Regions from separate parts of the Mus musculus genome. Here regions 1, 2, 4, 5, 6 and 7 are each linked to region 3. The links are chromatin loops, found by intact Hi-C in ENCODE. Cell type or tissue: left cerebral cortex. All regions are shown on one strand.

Region 1 (4,000 bases), 150 kb before region 3:
CTGTTCATTGCACAAAGAGTGCTTTCTGATGGTGTCTAAGTCATCTTAACTCTTCAGCGAGTTTTACCACCTAGCTTTAGAGAAATAAATCAAGAAGGATATCGTCCCCATGGCTTCCATTTCACCACAGCTATGTGGACAGCTGCTTTAGAGGAGTGGCTTTTTGGAGTTGAGTGTAGTCCCTAGGCAACAGGTGTTAAGAAAATGGTCATCTCAGACCTACTAATCACAAGATCTCAAATTCTGCCAACTGCAAAAAATTCTTGAAATACAGGGGGCAGGGGGGAGGCATGGTCCAAGCCTACCTTAATAAACAACTCTAGTTTGTATTATTTTAAGGTTTTTATTCAGAGCTATCTCCTACTCACTGATGGACTGGGCATTGAATGACCAAAGAAAGGTTGGAATATGAGAACGGTTTGCTTCTAAAGGAAAAGAGCATAGTCACTGGCTTTTAGGAAGAACTAACTCATAGGGTCTTGCAAAGTTAAAGGAACACCAAGAAAATAAGAAAGAAACCAGGAACACTGCATAAAACTAACTACATACATGTAGGTCCTTCTTTGGGTTGGAAATACTCTATGGTACAAGATGCTTAAGGCTTTAGGAGAAAAAAACAAAGCAAGGAGAGGCAGCTAATTATAGGGAGCATGCTGGGGAAGTAGAGCACCCTCACTGTCTCTTCTCAGCTTTGCCACTCCACAGTCACATGATACTACAGCTCAGTGACTCAGCTAAGATACATGGACTGTTTTTTTTTTTTTTTTTTTTTCCAGTTATATTATGACTGGGCATTTTCTGTGTTCCAGGATTATTCTAAAGCTAAGGGTACCATAGGAAACAAGATATGCAAAGCTCTTGTCCTCAAGGGACTTACGTCATAGCATGCTGACAGTGATTCTGCCAATCACAGTAGCTCCGCATAGATGATTCATGGTGAGGACAGAGTAGGTTGTGGAGTGGGAGTCAGGGATCTTAGGAAGATGGCATTGTGTTGAGATGAGACCTGAATTGAGCCTGGCTGATAGGTTGGGTGCCAGGCTAGGAGAGGAAACCAAGACTCAGGGATGGCCTGGGGGAATTTTGGCCTAAGCATTTGAGTGCAGGCTTACAACATTTGTTATATCAGAAGCGCTGTGGGAGGAACACTTTTGCAGAGATGTCAGAGTTTATTCTGGGACATGTATGCTTAGTGTGCCTGTGATCAAAGGGGAAGATTATGAGTTGGCTGTTCTACTGGGGGGCTGGGCTTGTCACAGTTATAAAATGCATGTGTTAAACTGTATCGTCTGTGTTCCTCTCCAATTCTGCCAGTTAACGACTCCATGAGTTAGAAATAAAAGCAAAAAGAAAGGAAAACAGACTGACAGAAACAAATAGATGAAATAAAATCAAATGTGATAAGTACAGAGAATGGATAAAAGTCACCTAGTAGGCAAATAAAAAAGGGACCTTAATTAAAATGGACGGAGAACAATATATCTTCACTTTGGCAGCTATGAAAGATAAATCAAGATCTCAAAATGGCGACTGGCACCAATTGAGTTCCATTCACTGGCACTCAGCAACTGTGGCTCGACAAGCATGTGCTTACTATATATGCCCTGTCAGTTCTTAGCATTTTCACAGAAATCACACATCTAACTGTATGACTGAGGTTGGTGGACTCCCCCACATGACCTCAAGGCAGTATGGACAAGTAGTGATTCCTAACACAAATACTATCACTTTTAAAAAGGAACGAGTTACTGTGGAATATCAGACATAGCCACAGTTATTTGTGTCCAATAGTTTCATAAAGCATATTTCAGTGACGGAGAAGCTGGCTGGGTGATGTGGAGGCCTGCAAATGAGTACACTCACATTTCCGCCTTCGTATAGTTTCCATGGCTACAGGCATATTTGAATCGCATTAGTCACACGTAGCATAAAGAAAGAACAAAAGGACGTGAAGGAACAAATGACATCAGGATGTCACAGAGATGTAGAGGTGATGAAAGCTGTATTTAAAGATCATCATTACACACGTGAAGACCTCTGTGTGCGGGAGTTCACCTCATTAAGTCGAATGCTCTTCCAGCTGCCCTGTGGCATGCTCAGAAAGAGTCCAAGTTTTCCAAAGTAAAATTAGAGTGAACTGTCCAATGTTAAAAACAAATTAATTTACTGATGGTAACATGGTAATTAGAAGAATCACAGCATTCTAACATATCCTCAGAAGTATAACTTTTATAACCAAAGGAGTATATCCATGCCCCATCAACTGATTGTATTGGTTTTCCTAGAGTGGCCTTATGTAGCAGGGTTATTGATACCAATGATCAGCTGAGCTTTATTATAATAAGTAAACAAACTCATTATTCCAAATATCAACACATACTTTTCTACTCACTTATCTATATGTATTTTCTGAAAAACAAAATCTAAGTGGTTATTAGATAAAGCTCCCTGACCTTCAACCTAAAACACAAAGCAGGGTTTTCCAACAAGGCCAAGCTCCCCCACACATGAATTCACAACACTTCTTCTCACACAGCGAACTGATAGTCAACCTTGTAGCAGAATTGAAGCCTTGCATAAATTAACGGATGCCCAGATGAACAAAGGTCAATGTGAAGTTGCTAATTGCCACATTTCTCTAGTTCACTGATTTAGTTATCAAAACCAAAATACAATAACAACCCCAGTAAAAGGCATGTCACAATATGTGACTGTGTACTAAAATAAACCTCCCATGCATATCAATGTAAAATTTTTAATGATGGTATGTGTTATTTGGTTAAATCATGCAAATACCTATGAAGGTTGGGTTGAGCATATTCACAGACACAGAACCCACACAAAGTGGGTTTGCTTTATAAGCGCTTTGTTCCCACATACATATTTACTCTTTTGATTAATCATTATTTTCAGTATTTTTAACTTCAGTGGAATTTGAAGTCACAGTATTCTCAAATAGAATGATAAGTACTTCATATTTACAGATGTGAATATGAAAAGACTGCCATTCCTTGTAGCTGTGTACCACATTGGTCTTAATGAAAATTTTCTTTCTTTTTTCTTTTTTTTTTTTTTTTTTTTTTTTTTTAGTTTATTGAAAATCAAGACATGAATACTGTATTTACATCCTTTCCATCCCCAGAGCTCTCGACTCTGCTCACCCCAGGCCTCCCACGACCATGGAAACTCTTGGCCTCTTCTTTATTTTTGTGACATATGCCTCTGTGTGTGTGTGTGTGTGTGTGTGTGTGTGTGTGTGTGTGTGTGTGTATGTACAGCCAGCTGAGTCCATTTAGTGTTGCTCACTAGGAATTATTTGTTTAAGGGCAACCAAGTAGGATTGGATGATCCATCAAAGCTCTTTCCCAGAGAAGACAGATAATCCCTCTCTTAGTAGCAATTAATTGTCTGTAGCTCATTTAGGGGTGAGGCCTTGTGATATTTACACTGTCTGTGTTGGTATGTCAACTTGTGCCATTGGGCAGGTCATGCTTAGGCAGCCACCGTGTTATGATTTTGTGGGTGAAGCACTGTGTCATATCCAATATACCCCATTTCAAAGCTTGTCTCCTGGTCCTCAGGCTCTTGCAATCTTGCTGCCCCCTGAACCTTAGGTGGTCCCACTGTAATGGTCACCATCTGCTGCAAAAAGAAGTTGCTTTAAAGAGGGCTGACAGCTACATGATTCTGTAGGTATAAGGCTGAATTGACGGCTGAGAGCTGCACTATTCTGTGGTTATAAGGATGGTCATTGACTTAAAAACATCACTCTTAACTGGCCTTCATTTCTTCAGGTCCTGTTCCTTGTACTTTTCTCCCCTTCTCAACCCTTGGTTCCCCGATAATACTTATGATACAAAGGCCAGTGATGCAGGCAATACCAACATTTTCATTTGAGATTGTAATTCTAAGGAATGAATTTGGGGAAGGGAAGGCCAGAGATTAGCCTGGTTGTAGTACTTCCCCGTTTGCACTGGATAGGAGGCACCATGATATATCT
Region 2 (4,000 bases), 570 kb before region 3:
GAGAGCAAGGAAGGAACTGTCAAAGACAACATCTTTCTGATGTGTATGGTGATTTCACGGTGGACCTCTGCAGCTGGTGTGTGTGTCAGGGGAGGAGGATGAGAAAGGAGCTATAATAGACTTTGTACAGTGACTGGCTTGAAATTAAGAATCCCTATTAGCCCTAGCTCTGCCGGTGAAGTATGAAGCCTAAGGCATGTCAGTTCCCATCTTATTTTAAAAGCAAATAGATGAAGTAATTTATGCATCGATCTAGTGCTCTTTTCTTTGTTAGAAACTTCGTGATGAAACAGAAATGACACATTTTAGAGCAGAAGAGATCTTACAGTTGTATGCTCTATGGCCTGGTCTAGTGATATTCCTTAGTTTCTTATTCATAAACGGAAGAGAACAAAGGCCAGAAAGTTGTTATAAAAGGACAGCCAGCATCACAAACACTTTCCAAGGTTCCAGAATATAGATGACTGTAACCAGGAAGATCACCATATCCAATGGTGCCATGACCTAGTCTGAAATAGACACATGTTGGAGAGTGACAATTGCTGTGACGAGACTCTATGACTACCCAACTCTTATAAAGGAAAACATTTAATTGGGGCTGCCTTACAGTTTCTAGGTTAAGTCCATTTTCATCATGGCAGGAAGCATGGCAGCATCTGGGCAGGTGTGGTGCTGGGGAAGTAGCTGAGAGTTCTACATCTGGATCTGAAAGCACCAGGAAGAGAAAGAGACACTGGGTTTGGCTTGAGCATTTGAAACTTCGAAGCTACCTCCAGTGTGGCACACCTCCTCAACAAGGCCATGCCTCCTAATAGTACCACTCCCTCTGCACCTATGGAGGCCCTTTTCATTCAAACCACCACACAGGGGGCAGTGCTAGATTCACTTCTGTCCCTGGTGATAAATAGCCTGGTGTCTATGTAACTAAAAATAAAATAACGCAAACCTCTGGCTTGGTCTTTGAATAGAAAACTGATGCCACAGGCTTAAAAACATTATCAGCAGTTTGGGTTCCATTGCACCATATGCCTCAATCCAACTCTGTGGCCTGGAGAACGTCACTTGGAGAACGTCACTTGGCCCTCTTGGCTCTGCTAGGAAGTTCTCCTAGTGGAGGAGAAGGCGACAGCATGTGTCTGGCTGCTTCAATCCTGCCCGGGAAGTGCAAAGCCCCATCGGCTTAAAGGGATTGAAGAATGACTTCTTTGGATGATCTTCCTGGCGCTCTTGGACTCCTGTGTTGAGAACTGAGGGGTGAGGATTAGGGAGAAGCTCCAAAGACATTGGCTTAAGCTCATTGCCACTGTTTTGGCCAATTTAAGCACGTGTAGGAAAAACAGAGAAATAAATCCATATGGTATTACATTTTCACCAACAACGAACTACTCCTGTTTATAAGAAAAATGACCTTTAGGTAAATTTGATGCCTGGGAATCACCTGAAGAAAGATTATTTTTTTGAAAGCTGTTGTGCCTGTGTGAGCCAAGAGTACTTCACGGCTATGAATTTGACAATTCAGTCTCCACAAAGCAACTGTTTGATCCTAGCAGTGATTGGAACTCTGTCCTCTAGAGGGCAGGAATGTACCAGATTTAAAGAACATGGAGGCTTGCACTGTGCTAGGGAGGAGCCAAATGCCCTGCTTACACTGTGTGAAAGAGGAAGGGAGGGAAAGAGATTACCCTAAACTAGTCTCTTAGACTAGGAACAGTAGGAAATCTTGTCTTGAATATTGAATAAGGTATTTTTAAATTGATGTGTTTTATTTTTTTTTTTCTTGGTTTATCTTGGCTTTCCTCTGCACCAACCCAGCTGGTCCTTGTTTTCATTTTTGTAGTTTTGTTTCGTTTTTCTTCAGATTTTGTACTTTGTATTCTAGGTTGGACATGAACTCACTATGTTGTTCAGGATAACCTCAAATTCCTGATGGCCCCGCCCCCACCTCCCACATGTTGGAATTATATGCATGTACCCACCACGCCCAGCTAAGAAATTCTTACAATGATTAAGCACCTTTTAGCTGAGACATTAACAGTAGAAGTAAGTTTCCTTGGCACAGCCCTTTCAGAGCGTGGGGAGACCAAGCCTGGAGCAGGGAATGGTGTCTTTTAACTCATTCTACAGATCCTGAGTAGCCTAACACAGGAGGATGCTCTGCAGATTAATCAGAAACTGAACATAAAAAGATCACTTGGGATGTTAAAACATAAGAACTGTCAGTCAAGATCTCTGGGATTGGCAGTCTGAGAGTCTTAGAAGGCCTTTTCTCCCATGCCATGGCTTTTCAGTTAACCCAGTGCTAGATGCTCTTTGTCTCCCTTGGAGAGAAATTGCCTTGAGAATATGCTTCATGTTGGCAGAGGGATTGCACAGGGAGGTTTAAACAGCAGGCTGCCGAGAGTCCAGGACATGTTGAGGCATAACCTGCTGCCGGTGGACCATGCTGCTCCAGGCGTGACCTGGGAGTTACCGGCAGAGTTTCACACCATTGTTCCTGCTGCTCTGCTTGCTCTCCAAGGAGAGGAAGGCTTACACCACAGCTTTCCCAGGGTCCAGACACTTGCCAGCAGCTGACCCATCAGGAAATGGCCTCTCCCCTCTTCCTTCCCACATTCCTTCCTTCCTGAGCTTCCCCAGTCCAAGGTGTGGCCGCGCGCCCAGAAGATCTGCTCTGCTTGATTGACAAGCAAACAAAACCTTCCTCTTAGATAAGCAAGATCACAGGTCTGTAGGAAATCTATTTGTTTCTGGATGGAGCTTGTCTGCTCTCGCTGTCTCAATAGCTACAGTGCTGACTTCATAGTTTCTTATCATATCTTTAGGATGTGTGGAACAGTAAATCCTAAAACAATGAGCTCTGCTTTGTAACATTTTTTTTAACAGGCTAATTCACAGTGAAATACTACACTTTGTTCTACAGAGTTTATGGTGGTCTCCCTTGGAGTCCTTAGCCATTTGTACTGTGCAATAAGAAAGACTAGAAGAGAGATTTCCTTTTTGAACTTTCTTTTTAATTTAGTTCTTTAGAAATTTGTTATTCCTGACAAGAGCTGGGAATTCAGGAAAGGGTGCCCCTTGCCACTTTTGGGGAGAATCTTTTTAACACAGATGCAACCCAAGAGAGAATGACAGAAAACTGTGCAATATTTTGGCTCAACAAGGTTGTCCCTTGACTTTTACATTTGTGTAAATGGAGAGCCTTCTTGGGATTTTTTTTCTTTGTTGCCTCTTGTATGGCTCTAGGTAAACCTGTGTGTGTAGGTATGCATGTGTGTGCATGTGTGTGTGTATGCATAAAAGGACCAAAGGTAAACTACTTCCAGATTCATTTTAAAGCTGATGCCTACCCTAAGATCATTTAAGGAAGAGCAAACATGTTTCTTCTTTTTAAAAGAATTTTTAAAACATTTTTTTAATTGTTCGCAACGGTTATCACTAATATCAGGTCTAGGAAAAGAGTATCTGCAGCAGACATATTGTTTCATGTTTTATTTCCCAGATGGACAAAAGGGAGATATATACATAGAAGGGGTTGATAGCAATCTCCAGAACGGCCTGTTCGTAGCCTGCAAGATAGGTATTGTTATCCACGTTGATCAAATGAGAAAACTGGTGCTTGGGCAGGTGAGTGAATTGCTATATTTACTCAGCATGTAAAGTAGGATTAGTAATCGAATCCATGATCTCAGATTTCATGTTTTGCTTCTTTAAGAGTACGTTTATTTTTACTATGATGTTTTAAAATGAGCATCTGTAACATGTGACCAGGAACTCAACTTTTCCCTCCTCTCAGTGTCCAAACTAGAGCTGTCTATTCAGCATGAAGATGTTTTCTGTGGTTGTGGTGGTTTGGCTAGGTATAGTCCCAGAGATTCATGTGTTTGAATCCTTGGCCATAGGGAGTGGCACTATTAGAAGGTTTGGCTTTATTAGAGGAGTGTGGCCTTGCTATAGGAAATGTGTCACTGTTGAGGCAGACATGAGGTCTTAAATGTTCAAG
Region 3 (4,000 bases):
AGTGCTTACACATGCAGAAGACATTTTTTTTCTAACAGGGTAGGGCCATCCCTGCACACAAAGAAAATACTTTAGTCGACAGTCATACCCACCTTTTCCCTCTGATGAGGTTTAGCTACTCTGCTGTGAGGAATAATTTTTGCAGCGTAGACTTTGTTGTTTGTCAGATCTGTCATTTCGTAACACTTTGCAAATCCACCCTGCGAGGAAACAAAGCCGAGATGGAATTGAGCAGGACAGAAAAAAGGAAAAAAAAAAAAAATGAAGGGCCAACGTTTAAAATAAATGAATACGTAAATGGGAACGGGAAGCAAAATTTGAGGAACAGAGGGTGGGCAGAGCAGTACAATCTGCTTTGTATAATGGTTTTTCAGGAAGGGCAGCACATTCCTAGAAACCAGTCCAGTTTTCTCGTTTCCCCTTTACAAAGAACTCTATGGAGAAGGGAGTGGAAGGGGGAAAGGGAGGAAAATGCCCTCTGAAGAAATTTGACAGGCTAGCTCCCTGGGGATCAGATAGTGAGAGCCCAAGGCCAAGGTAGAATGCCTTCAGTCCTCCTTCTTAGACTCGGGAGAAAAACAGGCTAAGGATGCAAATCCGAACCCCAGCGCTGTCGGCGCACAGAAGCCCAGGAGGGCAGGAGAGGAACCCACGTCGATCGTTCGGGGAACCAGACAGCTGAAGGAGCGAGAAGTGCGGGCGCTGGGTCCCTGCTCGCTCAGCTTGCCCGGGCAGCCCGCCCTCCCGCCCGGCAGCCTGACGTCCGCCGCTCCTCACCTTGCCCAGCACTTTGCCCCGGCAGTAGCGCTTCCCCGTCGTGGGGTCGACTATAATCCGCGAGATCTCGGGTCCCGAGTGGGAATGGTGGTGATGGTGGTGCGGGGCCGCCGGGGTCACCTGGGCTTGGGGCTGCCCATCTTCAGAAGGCTGCTGCGGTCGCTTCTTCTTTGAGTCCCCGCCGCAAGCTTTGCCCAGAGCCTGCTCGCACATCTTGGTGCCGGCGGCCGGCTGGTAGGTGATAGTCCGCAGGAGCTCCATCGTTGCCTCGCCACCCGACACTGCCTACTTGCCACCTCCGAGGCGCGGACAAGCGTCCGGGCTAGCCCTGTCCCTCGAGCACCAGTCTCTCTCCCTACTCTCTAGTCTGACGTCCTGCTTCGCTTGTGCGAGCAAGAGCGAGCAGCGAAGCTTTAAATACGCGCCGGCTGGCTGGGGCGGGGCCTCGTGACGTCACGGCGAGCGCTCCACCCACCGGCCCCGGAGTCCGCGCTGTGGATAGGTGCGGGGTGGCCGCCTGGATGTCGTGGGCTTCGACCTGGCCTGAAGGCGGCGGTACGCCAAGTGCCCCCAGTTCGTCGCGTGCCCTGACTTTGGACGTGGGAAACAGAAACCCAAGGGCGGACGCCCTGTCTGGGTCCTGGAGGAGCGGGGATGCGGGGTAGCAGCCCGGGGGAGCCGCAGGGTTGGCACCGCCCTCCTGACTGTGTGCAGCCCCACACCCTGTCATCCAGCGAGCCCCGCGGGGTGGCACCCGGAGACCCGGAGCGCTTGGGGACCTCCGCCGCCACCGCAGGCGGGAGGCTCAGTGGCCGGCCTTGCGGAACCGGGCACCAGGCAGAGCCAGAGCAGCTAGGGAACCAGGCACAATCCGGGTCGCAGATCCGGGTGACCTGCTGTGGCGTGGGAGTATCTGAGCTCCCTGCAGCCTCTTCCCATCGCCTGATAAGTGACCCCTGTCAGAGGCCAGGCTCTTAACCTTGGAGTGGAGCGAGGGCTTGACGACTGGAGAAGGTTTGGTACGCAACAAGTCTAAGCAAGATCGCCATCCTGTGGATTTTTTCAGAAAAACGATTAACGGTCTAAGTGGGCCGAGGTTCCTTAGCAACAATATGGGCTGGCTTCCACAGTAACGCTAAAAGTGTTCTGTTGCCAATTATAATTCTACAATTGAAGTCATCTATAACTTTTTGTTCCAACTAGGTGATTCAGATTGCGTGGATCTAATGTCACTAAGCAATGTCACCGCCCTGGTACACAGAGTCAATCTAAGGTCCCACAGTGGGGTATAGTGGAGAATAAAGGCGGCTGTTCAGTTTTTACAGATTTTACTGTTCAGTTGTACCATCTCAGAGACTTTCCTTCTTCCTTGTTCCAGCGCGTATGGTTCCGTATTAACCGCTGGTAGCTATTTTGAAATGCTGTATACATTTTTTTTGGGGGGGGGGGCAGGGTTTCTCTTTTCTCTGTGTAGCCCTGGCTGTCCTGGAATTCACTCTGTAGACCAGGTTGGCCTTGAACTCAGAAATCCGCCTGCCTCTGCCTCCCAAGTGCTGGGACTAAAGGTGTGCGCCACTACTGCCCGGCCCTGTCTATATCATCTTAATACAATCCTGAATGAAAAAGTCTGCCATATTAGGGGAGGGAAAATCATTTTCCTTCTACCCTTTCAAATTATCACTGTGGTTCCTCGGGCTGGGCAGATAAACTGCAGAACCACAAGTTTCTCCATTCACAACAAAAAGAGTACCCTCCAAAGTGGCTTAGAATTGAGGTTTGAATGCTATCAGAAGCCAAAACAAGAGTGTGGGAAAAGACAGGAAACAAAAGGCAGTCGGGAACAAGGGAGTAAATAGGGAAGAGTTTATGTTTTTCACTGATAAGTTTGTTACTTAGAATCGTTCTTTTTGTCTGGTTCTGGAGACTTAGAACTTGAGACTTCTTTTAATAAATGTGATTTTTTTTCTTTTTCCTTACAAAAAAGTGGTGTGCCACTTTCAGGCTTTCTGTGTCTACCTATCTTTTAATTCAATTCAAACTTATCCCGACTCAGCGGTTACATTGAGGGTGACATAGTCTAGCTACCTGTGGACCTGTTTTGAAGGGACATAGCCTAGTCTACATCTTTCCCATCTTACAGGTGAAGAAACGGGGTCCTAGACGATTTAAATAGCTATTATCAATACATTTTTCATAGAACCACGAAGTTTTGCGAACTCCATGCCCGTCCTATTGTCTCGGTTAACACAGTACGTAAGCGGTCACTTCACATTGGAGTTCTGTGTTCCAAAGATTATACAGGCCTTTAATAAAATATCAGTGCTCAGTCCTTGCCAACAGGGAAAGAGTGACATGCAGAATTCCAAATTAATAAGGGCAAATGGTTTTTCCTCCAGGCCACTATCAAGCATAGGTAAGTCCAGTCTTAGTAGTTAAGAAGACATTCAGCTCAGCTACTTCCAACACTGGGCAAAGGTGCTTCCTTAGCACTGCAGGGTAGACAGCAAGACACTCTCCCTTTCCCTGCTTTATCTCAATGCAAGCCCGGGCATGTTGTTCACAAAGGACAGGAGACTTTAACCCAAGAGTATCCCAGGTTTGAATAAGAGGGAGGCGGGGCTGGATGTGGAGAAGCAGAATTACACACACACACACACACACACACACACACACACACCCTGCTTTATTCATAAACTTGGCCATGACCTTTGCTCCCTGACCAGTGTGAGGCCATTGGACGGACCAGCTGGTTGGAGAACACCACCTTACTTTCCCAGAGAGAGTTCTGCTCTAATTAATTGTGTATGTTACAGTTAAAAGACTGAAAGAACAGTTAAGAGATTTTTTTTTTAATTTCAATTTCATATCGTACACCATTACATATTTTTCTGGGGATACGATTGTATTTTCTAGACTGTTGAACATCCCGTGTGAAATTCAGTTCTACCAAAAAGATACAGGCATTTAATAAAATACCATTGCTGAGTCCCGGCCAACTGGGAAAGAATGGTTTTCTTTATGGTAGTGCCATCACGTGGACAGAATCAAAACTGCAGTCCACATAACAACAAAGCTACTTTGCAATGGTAAGAAATCTCAAAGTAGTTCTCTGTAGATCTACGCTCTGGATGGAGACTTTAGTGCCCGAATCCCAATGGGGCTTTTGATGAGAAGCTAACTTCTATCATCTTCCAAGAGATCGAAAATAGCAAAATAAACTTTT
Region 4 (4,000 bases), 160 kb before region 3:
ACTGCAGAAGCAAAACCAAAACAGACGGAGAAGTTCCGAGTGTCCTTAAGAAGTTTGTACTGCCTGAGTTCCTCTTACATAAGTGCCTGCTGTTTTGGGCTAACACGGGGCTGAGGAACAGAGCTCCTGTGGAGAAGGTCTACATCTATGCGTGCTATGGTTTGACTCAGTGTAACCTACAGGCCCGTGTGGAGGCTTGATCCACAGCGGAGGTGGTGTTGCCTTTAGGTGGTGCAGGCAAATGGCAGGCCTTAAGCCAATGCGGGCAAGGCACTTAAGGGGATGTTGGACACCTAACCCATTCCCTTCCTCCTTGCTCTTTGCTTCACAGACATCATGAAGTGAAACGCTTGCTCCACCATGTTCTCCAATCTGATGTGGTCTCACTATCCTCAGACCCAAACTTGAATTGAAACTGTGAGAGAAATAAACTTGTCTTGGTTAAAAGTTGATTTATGTCAGGATTTTGTTAAAGTAAGAGAAAACTGACTAGCACAATATGCATACTTAGATGTACGTATATGTGTGTATACACACACATGCATGGGTATGCAGACATATGCATGTATGTATGTGTATCGGTGCTAGGGGATATAGGGTCAAAAGAAAAGATGTTTAAAAGAGTGTATGAGTTATATGTTCCCTTTTCGAAAATAGAATTCCAATTCTTTGGTTTGTGCATCATATATAGTATCCCATATAGGTAATGTTTTTTCTTATAACTCTTTACTTTGTCACGCACACAGTTTCTTTTCTGTCTTTCGGCTGTTAAAATAGCAAATAATCCAGGTTTACTTTTGCCCAGCTTCCTTCTTTCATCTTATATGTCATTGCTTATATGTCATTGCTAGCATTTTTTCCCCCAGAGCTTGGGCCTGTTGTCTCAGCAACTGCTTTCCCCTCTGCTCCATCATTTATCAACGGCACTGGTTTTGCTTCTGTGTTTATTTTCCTTGAGTCTCAGAGGATGACTTTTCTGGAGACCAGAATGTCATGTATGCCCAGTGTCTCATAGAACTTCTTGCATATAAAAATAAAGATAGTTACATACATTGTTGGCAAACAGAAAATCTGAGCAGTAGATGAAATACTGAACAACATATGACATATATGCAGGATATTTCTCGGCTGTGGTATACTTGTTGACCCTATACAAAGCCCTAGATTTGATTTCTAGAACATCAATGAAATCTTTACATGTCAAAAAGAGTTAGTAAACCAGAATTATGCCTAGAATATAAGGCCATGGATCATGTAAAGATTTGTGGATTGACGTGCAAACTCTAGTACATCAATTGCTTTTCTTGGCCCTTGTTATAATCTTTGTCTCTTTCCTTCATTTTGAACTATATCTGGACCTAGAGTGATCAGTAAAGATAAGAAGCTGTATGCCTGGAGAAACCTGAGTGTCAAGCCACCCTATAAGGTTATCCTACTCAAGGGAAGAGCCTGGTCCAGAACATGACACCAGTTGTCTTCTCCTGTCTCTATTGCATGAGTAGAACCAAACACAGTGGCACACACTTATAGTCCTTGGTGCTTGGGAGGTAGACAAGATGGATGGCATGTGCCAGGTGACCAATGTTAGCCTGAGCACCATAGCAAGACCCCCATTTCAAAACAAGAAAATAGTTTTGTCTAACAGTGACAGCTCTCTCCATGCCTATTCAGTAGCTGTTAAGACGCAAAGCTTCCCTTCAGATGACAAATGATACATTGTTGCCCTTATAATGAAACAAACTTGCCATAGACCCAGCTTTGATTTCGGAGTTTTGTCAAGGTAACTCAGACATAAGGATTACTGTCCTCAGAGATGTGTCTAACCCTGAACTGTCTTCCAGATTAGGCTACAGAACCCAGTATCTGGAACTTCAAGAGGTGCGATGCCTCTCTTTGCTCTGCTTTGCTGTCACCTAGAAGCAGCAGCTGCTGCTGAGGAAAGATGACCTAGAGGATGTCTGGGGCCATTGCAGCCAGAGGAAGAAGAGGAGGGGCTGACTGAGTTGAATTGGCAAGTTGTGTGATTAAGTCTGAATGGATAAATGTCATACATGAGAAACTGTGCTACTGTAACACTGGATCCATGAAGGTGAGTTAGTTTAATGTCTGTTGGAAGCCTCACAGAGGTATTTGGGGAAACAGACCCTGAACTGTCGGATAAATTACTTCTGGAACGAAGCTCAAAATTATCCTAGAAATGAAGCTATGCACCAAAGCAGGAAACTCCTCCTGCGAAGCTCACGTGGTCATCTTTCTGGGCCTATTACAGGGTGGAAATTCAGTCTTCCTCGTCTTAATTAGCGTTTGTGGTTTCATAAGGGTGGCCCAAGTCGTGAAATTTCCTCTCTGTGTTATTGTACAGAGGATTCCGCGAGAAGGGACCGCAAGCCCGAGTCCTTCACAGTTTTGTTGAAGAATGTCAGCAAATTACCATTGTTTGGAATCACACGCTCATAAGCTGGGCAGCAGAATATTTATGATACGAAAACAATCACAAAAGCCTTTGCCGCGCTGCCTTATTGACACAGCTTTCCCGTCCCCACATCTTGCTTCCTCTCAGGAAAGTGGGACGTGTTGGATGATTTCCCAGGTTCTATTTGGAGAGGAAGTCTATACGTTTTCCACCACGCAGACCCTGCCAATCTGCACACTCCAAAGAACACCTGCAACTAACAACTACGCCTGCTCTCTTTTGTGTGCCCGCAGCTATCAAAATAAATGAGTTACCCCGGTTGGGAAAATTACATCTCTTTTCGGAGTAACCTTGCTCTCTGCACGTGCGCAAGGAGTCAGACACCGTGATGCTGTGCCCAGTGCTCCTGACTAGAATTATAATCCAGACATTTTGCGTTACGTCATTGTCAGTAAGTGTACTAACAAGAGCTATTAAGATCTCATGACCTGCCTGTCCCCTTTTTACTAGTACTTCTCCCCTATTCTGCTCACGGTTGATTCTTAACCAGTATAATAATGGGAAAGAAGGACCTGCCTCTTTTCTTTGCCCAGATCTGCCACTAAGATTTTGAGTCCTCTCTCCCCTCCCTCCCTTCCTCCCTCCCTCCCTCCCTCCCTCCCTTCCTCCCTCCCTCCCTCCCTCCCTCCCCCCTCCCATCTCAAGCATCCTTGTAGGCTAGCATTCAAAAGAGAATGGACAGTTGCTTTCCTCCTGAACATCTGTCCAAGCCCCCAGGATCTGAACTTTGGCTCAGAACGCTGAGAACTCACAGCAGCTGTATGGTCAGCTTTCAACACAGCACATGCATGGGGAAGGACTTGCTGCTCAAATGAATGTTCATTTACTGTTGGGTATTTAGCAACCCTGCCCTCGAACATAGGGCTAGTCACAGAATATTCCTTTGATGGAAAAAAATAGCAGGAGATACATCCACAAGCAAAAAAAAAAAAAAAAATCAAAACAAAACAACGAAAACAACAACAGCAAAAAGCTCCAAACCCTAATCACTACATCTAACAAATTCTGCTTCTTCCCTGATGGTCCTGTTGCTGCTGTAGCCACTCCTAATATATCTCCGGGCACAGTAATGATGCTGGTGATGGTGATTCCAGGTTTGGGGTGGTGGTATGAGGTGCATAGGTCTGTGCACATGAAAAGAGATCGCTTTGGCTCAGCACCCACCTCTACTTTGGAATTGCCCCAGGCAGGACAGCCTGGTTTGGCAAAATATGTACCCGACTTCTAGATACTGGGAAATGCACCCCAAAGCTACAGCATCTATATCCCGTGTCTTCAGTCACTCCTTGGGGATTGGCTACTTCCTTTAAGTGACTCAGTGTCAAGGGTTCAAAACGTTCAGATAAAACCATTTTGAAGTGTTCTGTTCTGGCCAGATTGACTTCCTACCCTGTCCCTCCCTGCTGTTCATCTCCTTTAAATACTCCTAAAGCTTTTAGTCATCTTACAGAACACTCAAGCTTAACGCCTTCACTGGGGCTTTCTGGTTATTTTGAGAACATCCTACCCAGAACAGGCCACATCTCC
Region 5 (4,000 bases), 230 kb before region 3:
CAGCCTCCTTCACACGCTTCCTCCTAGGGCTGGACTGACTCAGCTTCACTAAGAACAGAGAGCACTTTGATTGACAGCTGAGTTTGCCATCCTATGTTTCCACAATGTGATGCAGGAAAGAGAATACGGCTTACAAGAAACCCTCTCGAAAAAATAAATCCAGCCCAGCAAATGAACAGAGGAACGAAAAGAAATACTGTTCCGGCTAGAACACTGATGTAGGTGTTTGTAGATAAAATGATAATTTAGAATATGAAATTCATGATTTGAAAAAAAAACGATAAGCTATCTTTCACGCTTGGCTTTGATCTAAAGATTAGAAATTGCTTCCCCTGAGAAAAGATACTTACAGATGCAATTTGCAAAGGAGCCAGGCAGAGGGAAACAGGATCCACAGCAGGCAGATCCAGGTCACCCAGGCTTACGTGATGAATACTTATTGTGTATCACACTGAATTCACAGCCACTACCTTTAATTAGTAACAAGAACATAGTCAGGGCAGCAGGCAGCTGCAGAACCTGCCTCTGGCCCTCAGAGGAACGGGGACCATGTCTGGCTCAGGGGGACACAGCTGCTTTACAAACTCTGAATGTGTGGGAACAAACGCCGCTTGAGATTTCTGTAGTAGGGAACCAGCTAGGGAGGTTTTTCCAGAAAGAGATAAGTTCATGACTGTTTATTAATAGGACACTAGATTCACTCAATAGAAATGTTTGGTAGTGACTGCTTAATTGTTCTCAGGCAGTAATTACTACAATTAAGAACCTGCAACATTGCAAAACCTCGTCTAGACTAGTATTAAAAAGAACCTGTTGGTGATTGCTCTTTGCTGGAGAGAACAGATAAACAGTGGACCTGTGAGTGGTGCTCAAGTGTTTACTAGGAACCCATCTTCCCAGTCTTCTCCCCGACTGATACAACAGCCTTGAACTTGAGGTATTCTGGGTAGCACAAACACCATGCAAGTGCATACCTTCATTCACCCATATCTCTAATATCGGCTACTTGTCCTATTAAAAACATGAGGTTGATATTCCCACAGCAATGACTGTTAACATTTCCTACTTGGAGACAAACTGAAACCAGAAAAGAGCCCCAGAAAGAGACAGTCAGGCTCAGAGTGACAGCAGGAAAGACCCTCACTTCCAAAGAAACTGCAAAGTCCAGGATGCTCCCGAGGAGGAAATGTCACCTCTTAAGAAATCTTATCTGCTTCTGCTTCTGCTTCTGTGACTCTCCCCCACTGCTGTCCTTCTTCTTGGAACTTCCCACAGCCAGGCAAACCCTTAACCCCTTCCTTCCAAAGCAGCACAAGTGAAGAGTTAAATTCACACCCTCAACGCCACACTCTTCTTTTCTCAGAGACCCAGCATCTCATACCCGTTCCAGTTCAGTGTGCTGGACAACGTGAGCACTCTCAGGCTCTTGCTTAGCCTGATGATGGCCATGCTAAATTATGTGCTAAAGCCTCCGGGACAATGACATAATCAGGTGTCTCTGGCACCCACAATGCATTCTGACAAAGAAGGCTTGAGGTATGAAGATGCTTGTTTTTAAAAACAAACATTTGAAAGCTTTTGCTTCACACGGTTTCTTTTATTGCGATGATCTTGCATCAGTGAGAAGCATTTGCTCTAAGTAATAAATTAACATTGCTACCAGTTATTACTAGCGTAAGTAAGACATTTCCATTGGGGTTCGTTCCACAGGATTTTGTTCACATACGTCGTCATGAGCACACTGTTGTGATAACATACAGAATACCTTTCATGGCACCGACTCCCCAGTACTCCACCTGCTAGTGTGCACCTCTAACTTCTGTGCTATGGTTAATCTTCAAGGTCAACTTGTTTGGATTAAGTAATATTTAGGGTGTGACTCGGGAATGTCTTTGGGTGTGTCTCCAAGGGCGTTTCCAGAGAGGATTAGCTTTGGGGATAGGATCCACACTAAACGTGGGTGGACCCATTCCACAGGCTGTGGTTCGGGACTGCACAGAGAGGGGAAAGGAGAAAGTCAGCTAGTGCAGAGTTCCTTTCTGTCTTCTTAGATGTGAGCAAGCAGCCTCACATTCCTGCTGGCACACCCAGGGGATGCTTCCGCCCCAAGCTTCCATGAATACAGTGCACTCTCTTCCTGGAAACCAAATGTAGCTTTGCTCTCTAAGTTGCTCCTTGTCTGATATTGATTATAAGGGCAAAGAGGAATTCATACAGTGCGGTCTTGGTATCTCTATACTGTGTTTTTCTGTAATCCTGGAACCTAGAATCATGGTGTGCAGCCTTTGTAGGCTGACATCTTTTGCTTTGCAATATCATCCATGCTGTGGTAGAATTACCCTTTGTTATGAGCAATGCTCTACTGTTAGGTTAATATACATTTATCTATTCACCGATTGCAGGATATTCTAATTGTGTCCATATATTGTTAACTATGACTAAAACTGTTACAAGCACCCATGGGAAGGCTTTTGGTGGCTACCCATTTTAAAATCATTTGGATAAATACAAAAATGTACAACTGCATCTCTGGCATGGGTACAGTCCATTTTGTAGGAACCTGCCCAATTGTATCTGAAGTTGCTGTCACCAATTTTCAGCCTCGACAACAGCAAACAGGATTTTCAGTGAGTTCGATTATTTTTTTGAGAATGGTATTTGGTAAATACAAAAACACAAAAGAGATAAGTTGTGGTGTGGAATTAATTCAGAGCTTTCTAGCTGTTGTTTTGGGCTGTCTTTGCTGTACACAGTGAGGGTAGTGGGGGTGAGCTGAACTAGGTAGTGTCTCCACTTGGTACTTAGGAGCACTATAAACTAGTCAGTGTCTTCACTTGGTACTTAAGAGCATATAAGAAAAGCAAATGTACTTGGGGAGGCTGAGATTCATCTTGTCTAATTAAAGAATAGGATGATGGTGCCAATTCCTCAAAATCAAGCAAATATGAAAGGTAAAACTCATTTACAAAGACTAGCTAGCATCTTCATGACCTTACGGTGAGTACCCCATATGAGCTTCTAACTCCAATGATATTGACTATGATAATTTTCACCAGTTACTGTTTGTAATTGTAAGTGGATTCTTTATTATAATGGCAAAATTCTGTTTCCAAAACAAGAAAATGACTCCAGTCTTTTCAAAGTGAGTGGAATTTCCCAGTCATTTCTACCTAGTAGAACTCAGAGAGGATAGAAATACCATGGACTCACAGATCACAGATTCTAGCATCTCTGAGGATGCAGCTTCTGTATCTACGTCTCACTGGCAGTGTCTGTGTGGGAGTGGGTCATTGCAGGTCATGCCCCTGGATTTCCCACAATAACCTCACTTACCATAGACCCATCTTCTGAGAAAAAAGGCCAGTAGCATCGTCTCAGTAAAGTGTAACTCCAGCCTTGGGAGATGCAATAGCCACAAAGATTTCCTTTATCTTCTGATACAAAATTAGCATCAATATCCCACTTACTGTGAGATTCTGTGTGGTGCTCAACCGGGGGACCACATTTTCATATTTTCTATTGCCTTCACTGTGTGTGTGTGTGTGTGTCCTGAAACATCACTTCCTTTGGTTATTTTAATGCAGTTTGTCACCCTCTGAGCCAGAAGCTAGCTCTGGTTTATCAGCTGATTCCTGAAATGTGAAAATGCTCATCTCCAGTACCTGATTCCTTAGAGCACCTGCTTTCCTCCACCACCACCCGTAAAACTTATTTTTCTTTATTAATTGTTAATGCCATTGTTGTATAAAATGTATCTTGATCATATCTACCCCTTATATCTCTTCCAATTCCCCAACCCCAGACACCACTTCAGATTTCTTTCCAAACTACATGCCTCCCTCTTGTAATTTTTGACTAACTTACTTTTGAACCTATGGAATCCAGTTAGTGTCATGTGCTGTGTATGGGGTCATCTACTAGGGCATGGGGACACTGTCAGTGGGCACACTCCTAAGGAAAATGGAATGCCCCTTCTTCCAGCAGTCACCCACGGCCAGCA
Region 6 (4,000 bases), 300 kb before region 3:
TTATCTGAACTAATTGAACTAATGATTGATGTGTGTGTGTGGGGGGGGGATCCAGCCCACTGTGTGGTTCTACTGAGGGGCAGGTGGTTGCAGATTATTCAAGAAAGCAGGCTGAACAAACCAGTAAGCAGTGTTCTTTTGTGGTCTCCCATTTAGCTCTTGCTTCCAGATTCTTGTCTGAGTTCCTGCCCTAACTTCCCTTAATGACAGACTGTGACATTGAAGTGTAAGCCAAATTAAACCTTTCCCTTCCCAAATTGCCTTGCGTTCTGGTGTTTATCGCAGCAATGGAAAACAAAGGAGAGCAGAGGGCATGATGTAACCATGAACTTGCCTTCATGCACGTTTTGATGAAGCCTAAAAATCACGTACGTTGTGCTTCCCAGCATGCAATGCTGCCTAGAACTTGAACTTGGTCCTTATCATTTTTCTTCTGTTTATATTTATAAGACGTGTTTCTATTTTTATCAGGAACAAACACCAGGATGCAGGAGGTATAGAAACTGTTCATTGTAGGTTTTCAAGGAATGAACAGTACAACTTTTGAAAGCTACTTTCATTATATTGAAAGCTTTAATTTAAAAGAGAAATTCAAATTTTACCAAACAGAGAAGTACAGTCTATTGTGCGCAAACAATAATCATGTGCAAACAATAAAAGATTATAGTATACGAGTCCTTGTGGATCCAACTCTAGAATTGCCAAGGCAATTAGAAGAAGAGACTGCGATATATGTAGCTACTTCAAGTGTATGTTCCACCTCAACCCACCCCCTTCACAAACAGTGACAGTTGAAGTTGATTTCTAAATTCAGAACAGTTTCCAAGAGGTTCTACATTTAGGAGAAGGAGATTTCCTTTGTCTAGAAATACACCCTTTCCTGTGCGCTCTACTGACATCCAGATGGAACTTTCCCTAAACCCACATAAACAGTCTCAACTCCCTTGCTGTTATCTGCAATTGGAGTTGAGGTCAGTAGCTTTGGAAAGATAGCTGGTAATTTGACAAGTGTGGTGATGTTGTGCAGCGCCAGGCCTAGAGAATTTGTGCTGCCATTCTGTTTCATGATCTTGTACATTCTTTGATAGTTGCACATGTGCAATATAAATGCTATCTGGTTTTTCTCCCTGTTAAGTCGCTGAGATGAGAGGCTTTAAGTTTTAATTCATAGGTCCCATGTGCTTAGTAAGGGTTTGCCATAGGTGAACAACGGACTCATATATTTGAAGGGATGGATAAGTAAATTGGATATGTGTGTATCTGGCTGTATATTATAATGTAGAGTGAAATGAATGATCTGAAACAGATCAAACACATCTGTTTCAGACATTATCAAATAACTTGAACCAGTGGTGTTAGTATAAGAGGGGAAACACATAGATTTAGAGTAAGGTAGACTTGAACTTATCACTCCATTTATCATCCCCCTTTTATCATTCCCTGTTTCGAGCAAGCCATTATATCTCTTTAATAATTACTTACCACATCTCTCAGAGCCCTTTTACCCTCTGTGAGGTATCAGATCGAAGGGGGTAAAGAACATACATAGAGTAGTTAGCAGGTATCCACAGGGTAGCAGTGAGTTCTTCGCGAATGGCAGCTCTCTGCATTAAGTCCTAGTCACAATCAGAAAAGAAGAGTTCTAAAAGCTTTTTAAGATGTTTAACCAGTAGACACACTATGGCCTTTTGTTTAAGCAACATTTATTCTTACAAAACTGTATTCAATGTTCCTGAAGGATTTATCTCCTGTTACGTTGCTCAGTTACCAGTTTTCTTTTCTGGAGGGATTCTTTTTCCCTGTGATAAATAATTTGTGTTAGCTGATAGCCACAAATCACTGACTTCCTTTGGAAACTGCTTCATTGATTTCTGAAATGATAACGGACTTATAATGTTCCTATAAATAAACTCATTAAGTCATAAATTGCTCGTGGCAGCACAGGAAACCTCTCTATATGCTGTTCAGGCATCTTCCTTCCCAAAATACACATTTTCCCAAGGGAGACCCAGCCCGGATCTATTATCCTAAGTACGGCTGGAGCAGAGCCATGAGTCAGAGGGCAACTTTCCAGTTCCTCGTCCTTTCTGAATTCATTATCGTGGGCAGGTTTCCATTGGAATGTGATGGGTTAGAGTGTTTTACAACACAAGATCATTACTTGCCAGGGGATTCTTCTGTTATTAGAGTCCGAACTCTCCAAAGAACCTCCAGTGAAATATGTCAGGTCCGGAAATGAAGGTGACATCCACAGATTCAGAAAGGATAACAATTATAAATAAAAAAGAAAGAGTGTAATGTGTCCAGTGCTTTCTAGTACCCACCAGGTCCCCTGCACTCTGCTTCTTGGATGTGTTCCCACGTTGGCTTCACAATCTGAGACAACAGAAGCCCCAGGTTGCCAGATGGTAAGTTTAATTCACTGCATATCAAGCTCTACCACACAGAGCCAACTCAAAGCTACATCAATTTTGACACCTCTCCCTGGAATGAGGTCCTGGTAGAGGGAGGGGTAATCGTAACTTCCTTGAAGTGAACATTTACTAGGAACCACTCACTCTCTGGATTTACTAGGGATGTTAATAGTGAAATTCAGTTTTATTTGACATATTGCCAGCGCTTGCTTCATACCCATACCACCACTGACCATACTTCCCTTTGCATTTTATTTCATTGTTTAATTTATTTGTTAATTGAACTATAATTTCATCACCTCCCCTCTGCTTTGTCCTCCCTCCAACCTTTCCCATGTCCCTCCCCATTCTGTCCAAATTGATGGCCTCTTTGAAAAGTAGATAGTAGATAAATAGATATACATAGATGTGCAAATATGTAAGTGCAATCGTCTGAGTCCATCTTTGTTGCTTGTGTATATATGATTCCAGGGAAGACCACTATGTATTGCCTAACCAATTCAGGAGTGATCACTTGTTTATAGTTCTTTGTTTCGAGGCAGAGCCCTGAGAAATCTTCTCCCTTCTGTGTTAGCACGCCTATTGATACTGTTATTGTTCAGATCTTCTAGTATCCCTACTGACATTGTCATTGTTTAGGTCTTACATAGAGTCATGTCTAGGAGACCCAATCTCATAGGAGACTTTCTGGGTCTCTGGCTCTTACAATCTTTCTGCCTTCTCTCATGCAATCTTAACTTTTAAAATTTTTTTCTTCTCTTGAAAACTCCCTGTTCAGTCTCATTCCCCATATTTTAACTGGATTATTTGATTTCTTGACTGAGAGGTAAATAGCTCACAAAGATTCTTTCTTGCTCTGTGGGTGTTTTCTTCATTACACTGAAGTTTCCTTAGTTATGCAGATGCTTTTTAGTTTTATGAGGTCCCAGTTGCCAATTGCTGGCCTTCATTCTTTAGTGAATGGGGTCCTAGTAAGAAATTCTTTTTCTATGTCTATGCCTGGTAATATGTATATAGCTTCCTGTGTGTTCTCCCAATTTCAGCTTTTACATCGAGGTTTTTAATCCAGTGGGTGTTCATTGTTGTGTAGAGAGATAAGTACAGGTCTAATTTCTTCAGTCATTATGTGGATAGTGCTTTCCAGGCACTGTTGATTAAAGGCACTATTTTCTCTGGTGTAGTTTTTGGCCATTTTGTAAAATATCAGATGGTAGCCATCATGTGCACTCAAGTTTAGGTCTTCTGTTTTGTTCCATTAGTCTGCAAGTTTGCTTTTGTTCCAGTGCTGTGTTGGTCTTTTTCCTATGACCCTATGATCTATCTTGAGATCTGGAATAATAATCCCTCCAGTGTGTTCTTTAATCTTAGGAGTGCTTTGATTATTTGGGATCTCTTCTGGTCTCACATGAATTTTGGATTTTTTTTTTTTTTTTTTACTTTCTGGGAAGAGTATATTGAATATCCTCTTTTAAATTTTTTGAATTTTGTTGAGACCACAGCAATTTTCTCACTAGCTCTAGGATCCTCCATTTCATAGGTTATTAAGTAATATACTTTGATGCTACATGGAGAAACAAGCAAACACA
Region 7 (4,000 bases), 350 kb before region 3:
GTTAGGGTTAGGGTTAGGGTTAGGGTTAGGGTTACTTAAGGATGATCATACTTATCATACTTAAGAACTATCAGGCTTGTTCTGAATGTTCTGACTGAAGCCTTCCCTATCTGTGTGGTACTTGGACAGTTGATAATACTCTACCATGGTGAGTGATTCTGAAGAGAAATGGTAAAAGATGTAAGTTAATAGCACCGCAATTTAGAAACATGGAATGATTTGGGTGTGAGGTCTCGATGGAGGCAGGTAGTGTGTTGTACAAAGTACTTTTCCAGTTCTTGCTTATATTGTAGGCTTCATTGAGTTAGTGGAAATTATTAGAGATACTGTCAACTTCCTTACCCAGCAAAGACAAATCCTTGACATTGTTACTTGAGCCGTTGTCTGAACTACCTTTTTCATTTGCTTTGTTCTAAAAGCCAAAGGTCCCTCTCATAAATTGGTGCAGTATACTGTCTAAAAGTTTCATGAACAGAATGTGGTAAGTTTCTATCTGCTGGATCTAAAATCTACTGTCATAATCATTTAAAAAATAAGTCTGTAAACACCAGAAGGTTACTCTGAGGGTTAACTATGGTGATTTGATTATTGTACTGCCTTGAAATCTATTTTTAAAGGAGACTCAGCTAACTAGCAGTGGAAGAACGCTGCCTTAGCTGTAGGACTTGTTCATAAACATACACAGGCTTTTCTCACATCGAATCTATAGCTAACTATTGCTGTAACATTTGTTTAGCCTCCCAAAGAGTTGCCCAACCTGTGGTACATTATCTAAATTTGGAAACGGGACCATAATTATACCTGTGGGTCACCTACCTCCTCTACTGAGGTTTTTTTGGAGAGGACTGTGTTAACCACAAAACCAAATGCAACCACAAAGATACTTTTCTAAGAAAAAAATTTTCTCTCCTTCCCAAACCAATTTGGTTATTTTAGATTAGTGAAAAATGGTAAGAAGCATTCCATGGTTGGTTTTAGATCAAGCCTTAACCCCCAACAGTCTATTTAAATAAGAAACAATGTGGATCATGGGATAAAATATTTGCAACAGATGACAAAAAGCATCTACATACTAAAAATATATTCACTATAAATATATATATAAACATATATATATATGACTTATATACATACATATACAGAATAAATATAAATCTTGAAATCTTGTTTGGTAAGCACTGGTTATAACATATTTATTATGTAGAAAAAGAAGCCTCAGGTTTAATCATCTGCATAACGATTTGACAAGGTAAAATTAGATGTGTCATTTATGTAAGATGCTACTTGGAACAATTACTTTTCAAACCTTCACCTTTCAAGTAGGAAAAAATCATTCTGTTCCCAAGACCCAGTGTCATGATCTCCTGCTTGTTAGCATTAACCTCGAGCAACTTTGCTCACATTTATTCTTGGAAAAGGAGAATGGAAGGAAAATAAAAAGGGAATACAGGAGTAAAGGAAAACAGAGGTGTGAGATATTCAGAGACAAATATGATAACAGTCCCAATCAAGGAAGAAATGGATTATGTTGAGCTAGGATGCAAAGGAGTTAATAACTGCTAGCATAAATACTACAGTTAGCAACAGTTGCATTGGTCCAAACAACAAAGAATTGTGGGTTTTCAGCTGAGAATTCCTAGACATGTCAGCAGACAGTAACATGTTTCAGAGTGACATCCTTCAAAAAGCTGATAGTGGGGTGCACTGTAGGAACCCAGGTGCAAAGGCCAGATGGAGCTCTGAGCTTAAGCATTCAGCTTTGCCATTTATAAACTGAGCCCGTCAGATGTGAATAAGTTCCGAACCCTGTTTTCCTTCCAAGTAAAACTCAAGACTTGAGAGTTTAATCTGCCGTCTTTGCTTTGAAAATCAAAGCCTACAGATTGTGAAGGCTGACTGGTGGCCTCTCTGCTTCCTTCTTTATATTCTTATGTAACAGCAAACTCTCCCAAAAATAGATGATACAATTTTCACATCAAAGGTACATGGCAAAATTCCTACAGATTTAAAGAATTTTCTTCCCTTGAGGAGAAACAACATTGCCAGTGGCTGTTCCCCAACAATAAAATGTGCTCAGGAGTCCTTGGCGATACAATGGGCGTGACGAGTGAAGGAGGATGCTCAGAAGCAACAGATGCTCAGGAAATCCGCAGCTTCAGTCTGTGCATTCATCGGCACAGTCCAGTGCTTTAGAAAACTAAAGTGTAAAAGCACTCTTCTAGTCAGACATTCGTTTGCTTAACCACGTTTATTGCACAAAGATTGCATGTCAAGCACAGAATCAGAAACTAAGAATGCAAAATTAGAATGACTCATCAGCACCCGAAAAGCTCTCCTCTAGTTGGTATAAGACAAGAAACCTATTGTTCCGATACTGGAATATAATGAACACTATATCAGAAATACATAGGATTTTTGGGAAGAAAAGGCAGAAGCATTTAATAAGTATATAGTGATATGACAGAGATTGGTGGAGAGAAAGTCATTATACAACTAAAATTACACCAAGTGGGAGAGGAAAGGGGCCAGCTCTTAACGGAGTCCTTTGTTTTCCTCAAGATAAAATTTTATTCTCCTTTTTGTTAAGCTTCAAGAAGGTAGAGATCAAAATGAACTATGTCTTAATCTCGTTTCATGAGCTAATGTTCTCTAGTAGTGGGTATTTCATGAAAATATTTTATTGGAAAAATTACTCAATGAAATAGCTACAGTGAATTGCTCATACTCTCAACAGAAGTGATTAATGTATAGATCAGCTAGCCTGATAGTTTCTCTTGGATGGCTTCCTACTTACTGTTCTATTGCTATGAGGAGATACCATGACAAAGGCAGCTTACTGAACAAAGCATGTTATTGGTGGCTTGCTTAGAGTTGTGAGCTAGAGCAGTACCTAACTTACATCGTTATCTGCAGGCAGGAGGCAATGTGTTTGGGTTTTGGACTACCCTCAGGGTCACCTCCTTTAACGAGGCCACACCTCATAATTCTTTGAAACAATTCAACTAAGAACCAAATATTCAAATATATGAGCTCACAAGGACCATTCTCATTTAAATCGTCCCATTCCACTTTCTGACCGGCAAAGCCTTGTAGCCATATCGTAATGCAAAATGCATTCAGTTCAACTTCAAAGGTCCCCAGAGTCTCAAACAGTCTCAAGATTGTTAAAATGCCCAAAGTCCCTTTTGAGACACAGGCATTCTCTTAACTATTATCCCTGTAAAATAAAAATTAATTAAGTTAAATTAAATTAAATTAAATTAAAAAGCAAATGACAAATTCCAATAACAATGTTACAGACTATGTGTTACCATTCCAAATGTCGAAAAGGGAACATGGTGAGAAAATACTGGTCCAGAGTGAGATGAAAGTTCAATGGCACAAACTCTAAAGCCTGACTTAGATTTCTCATACTCCTGCCGGCTTTGTTGACTGCAGCACACTTTTTCTCTCCTGGGCTTTTTCCACTTTCTGTCTGCAGCTTACCCTTGGCATGCATCCCAAGATTATAGTATCTCCGATATCCTTGAGACGCCAATGAATCTAGAAAAGATTCACCCCTGTGCCTGAAGCTGCCAAGTTCTTCTGCTGGCTTGGGATGGGCTCTGACCCTATCCTTGAATTACATTTGCGTAAGCTTTGACTTGTTCAAAGTTTTTCCTTTGCTTCACAAGCTTTTTGTTGCCCTAAGGGTGCCCCTCCCTTTATTCATTTTCCCTCAAGTTTTTCCTTAAACTCTTCTCTTTGATCTGAAGGCTTGGATCCAACAGTACATTTTCTGGTCCTCTTTTTCTTTTTTCTTAGATATTTTCTTTATATACATTTCAAATGCTATCCCGAAAGTTCCCTATATCCTCCACCCACCCTGCTCCCCTGCCCACCCACTCCCACTTCTTGGCCCTGGTGTTCCCCTGTATTGGGGCATATAAAGTTTGCAATACCAAGGGACCTCTCTTCCCAGTGATGGCTGACTAGGCCATCTTCTGCTACATATGCAGCT

What was found. A loop is a pair of places that touch in the nucleus more often than their neighbours do. Peaks named below come from ENCODE experiments on the same cell type or tissue, not always from the same donor. Only the 100,000 strongest peaks of a DNase experiment are listed, where the experiment ranks them.
Region 1: a loop joins it to region 3, with 3 times the contacts of the local background. A loop is called at or near these places in 10 of 42 quality-filtered maps.
Region 2: it touches region 3 in a loop (9-fold over the local background); 40 of 42 quality-filtered maps call a loop at or near these places.
Region 4: it touches region 3 in a loop (4-fold over the local background); 15 of 42 quality-filtered maps call a loop at or near these places.
Region 5: it touches region 3 in a loop (7-fold over the local background); 4 of 42 quality-filtered maps call a loop at or near these places.
Region 6: a loop joins it to region 3, with 3 times the contacts of the local background. A loop is called at or near these places in 7 of 42 quality-filtered maps.
Region 7: a loop joins it to region 3, with 3 times the contacts of the local background. A loop is called at or near these places in 11 of 42 quality-filtered maps.

What each region holds. Positions count from the first base shown.
Region 1 is chr13:110,538,673-110,542,672 of GRCm38, reverse strand. No RefSeq gene overlaps it. Among named protein-coding and RNA genes, the nearest start is that of Gm32990, 28 kb to the left of the region's middle. In left cerebral cortex, no CTCF peak of the experiment used is centred here; DNase peaks (open chromatin) are centred at 706, 1,024 and 1,846; H3K27ac peaks cover 2,508 bases.
Region 2 is chr13:110,965,886-110,969,885 of GRCm38, reverse strand. No RefSeq gene overlaps it. Among named protein-coding and RNA genes, the nearest start is that of 4930526H09Rik, 64 kb to the right of the region's middle. In left cerebral cortex, a CTCF peak has its summit at 1,569 (motif pointing right); DNase peaks (open chromatin) are centred at 1,162, 1,592, 2,152 and 2,633; H3K27ac peaks cover 2,211 bases.
Region 3 is chr13:110,392,215-110,396,214 of GRCm38, reverse strand. It overlaps Plk2 (polo like kinase 2), which reads right to left and starts at 1,171. Exons shown (of 14, transcript NM_152804.2): 1 at 778-1,171; 2 at 93-200. The coding sequence starts at 1,038. In left cerebral cortex, CTCF peaks have their summits at 1,253, 1,833 and 3,817 (motif pointing left); DNase peaks (open chromatin) are centred at 586, 1,186, 1,815, 3,812 and 1 more place; H3K4me3 peaks cover 2,150 bases; H3K27ac peaks cover 1,848 bases.
Region 4 is chr13:110,556,820-110,560,819 of GRCm38, reverse strand. No RefSeq gene overlaps it. Among named protein-coding and RNA genes, the nearest start is that of Gm32990, 9.9 kb to the left of the region's middle. In left cerebral cortex, CTCF peaks have their summits at 1,767 and 1,972; DNase peaks (open chromatin) are centred at 48, 2,646 and 3,898; H3K4me3 peaks cover 459 bases; H3K27ac peaks cover 3,654 bases.
Region 5 is chr13:110,623,800-110,627,799 of GRCm38, reverse strand. Gm33045 (predicted gene, 33045) reads right to left here and starts at 555. Exons shown (of 6, transcript NR_167735.1): 1 at 351-555. In left cerebral cortex, no CTCF peak of the experiment used is centred here; DNase peaks (open chromatin) are centred at 413, 966, 1,985 and 3,373; H3K27ac peaks cover 3,270 bases.
Region 6 is chr13:110,689,112-110,693,111 of GRCm38, reverse strand. No RefSeq gene overlaps it. Among named protein-coding and RNA genes, the nearest start is that of Gm33172, 7.2 kb to the right of the region's middle. In left cerebral cortex, no CTCF peak of the experiment used is centred here; DNase peaks (open chromatin) are centred at 806 and 2,000.
Region 7 is chr13:110,740,001-110,744,000 of GRCm38, reverse strand. No RefSeq gene overlaps it. Among named protein-coding and RNA genes, the nearest start is that of Gm33172, 58 kb to the right of the region's middle. In left cerebral cortex, no CTCF peak of the experiment used is centred here; a DNase peak (open chromatin) is centred at 2,024; H3K27ac peaks cover 1,703 bases.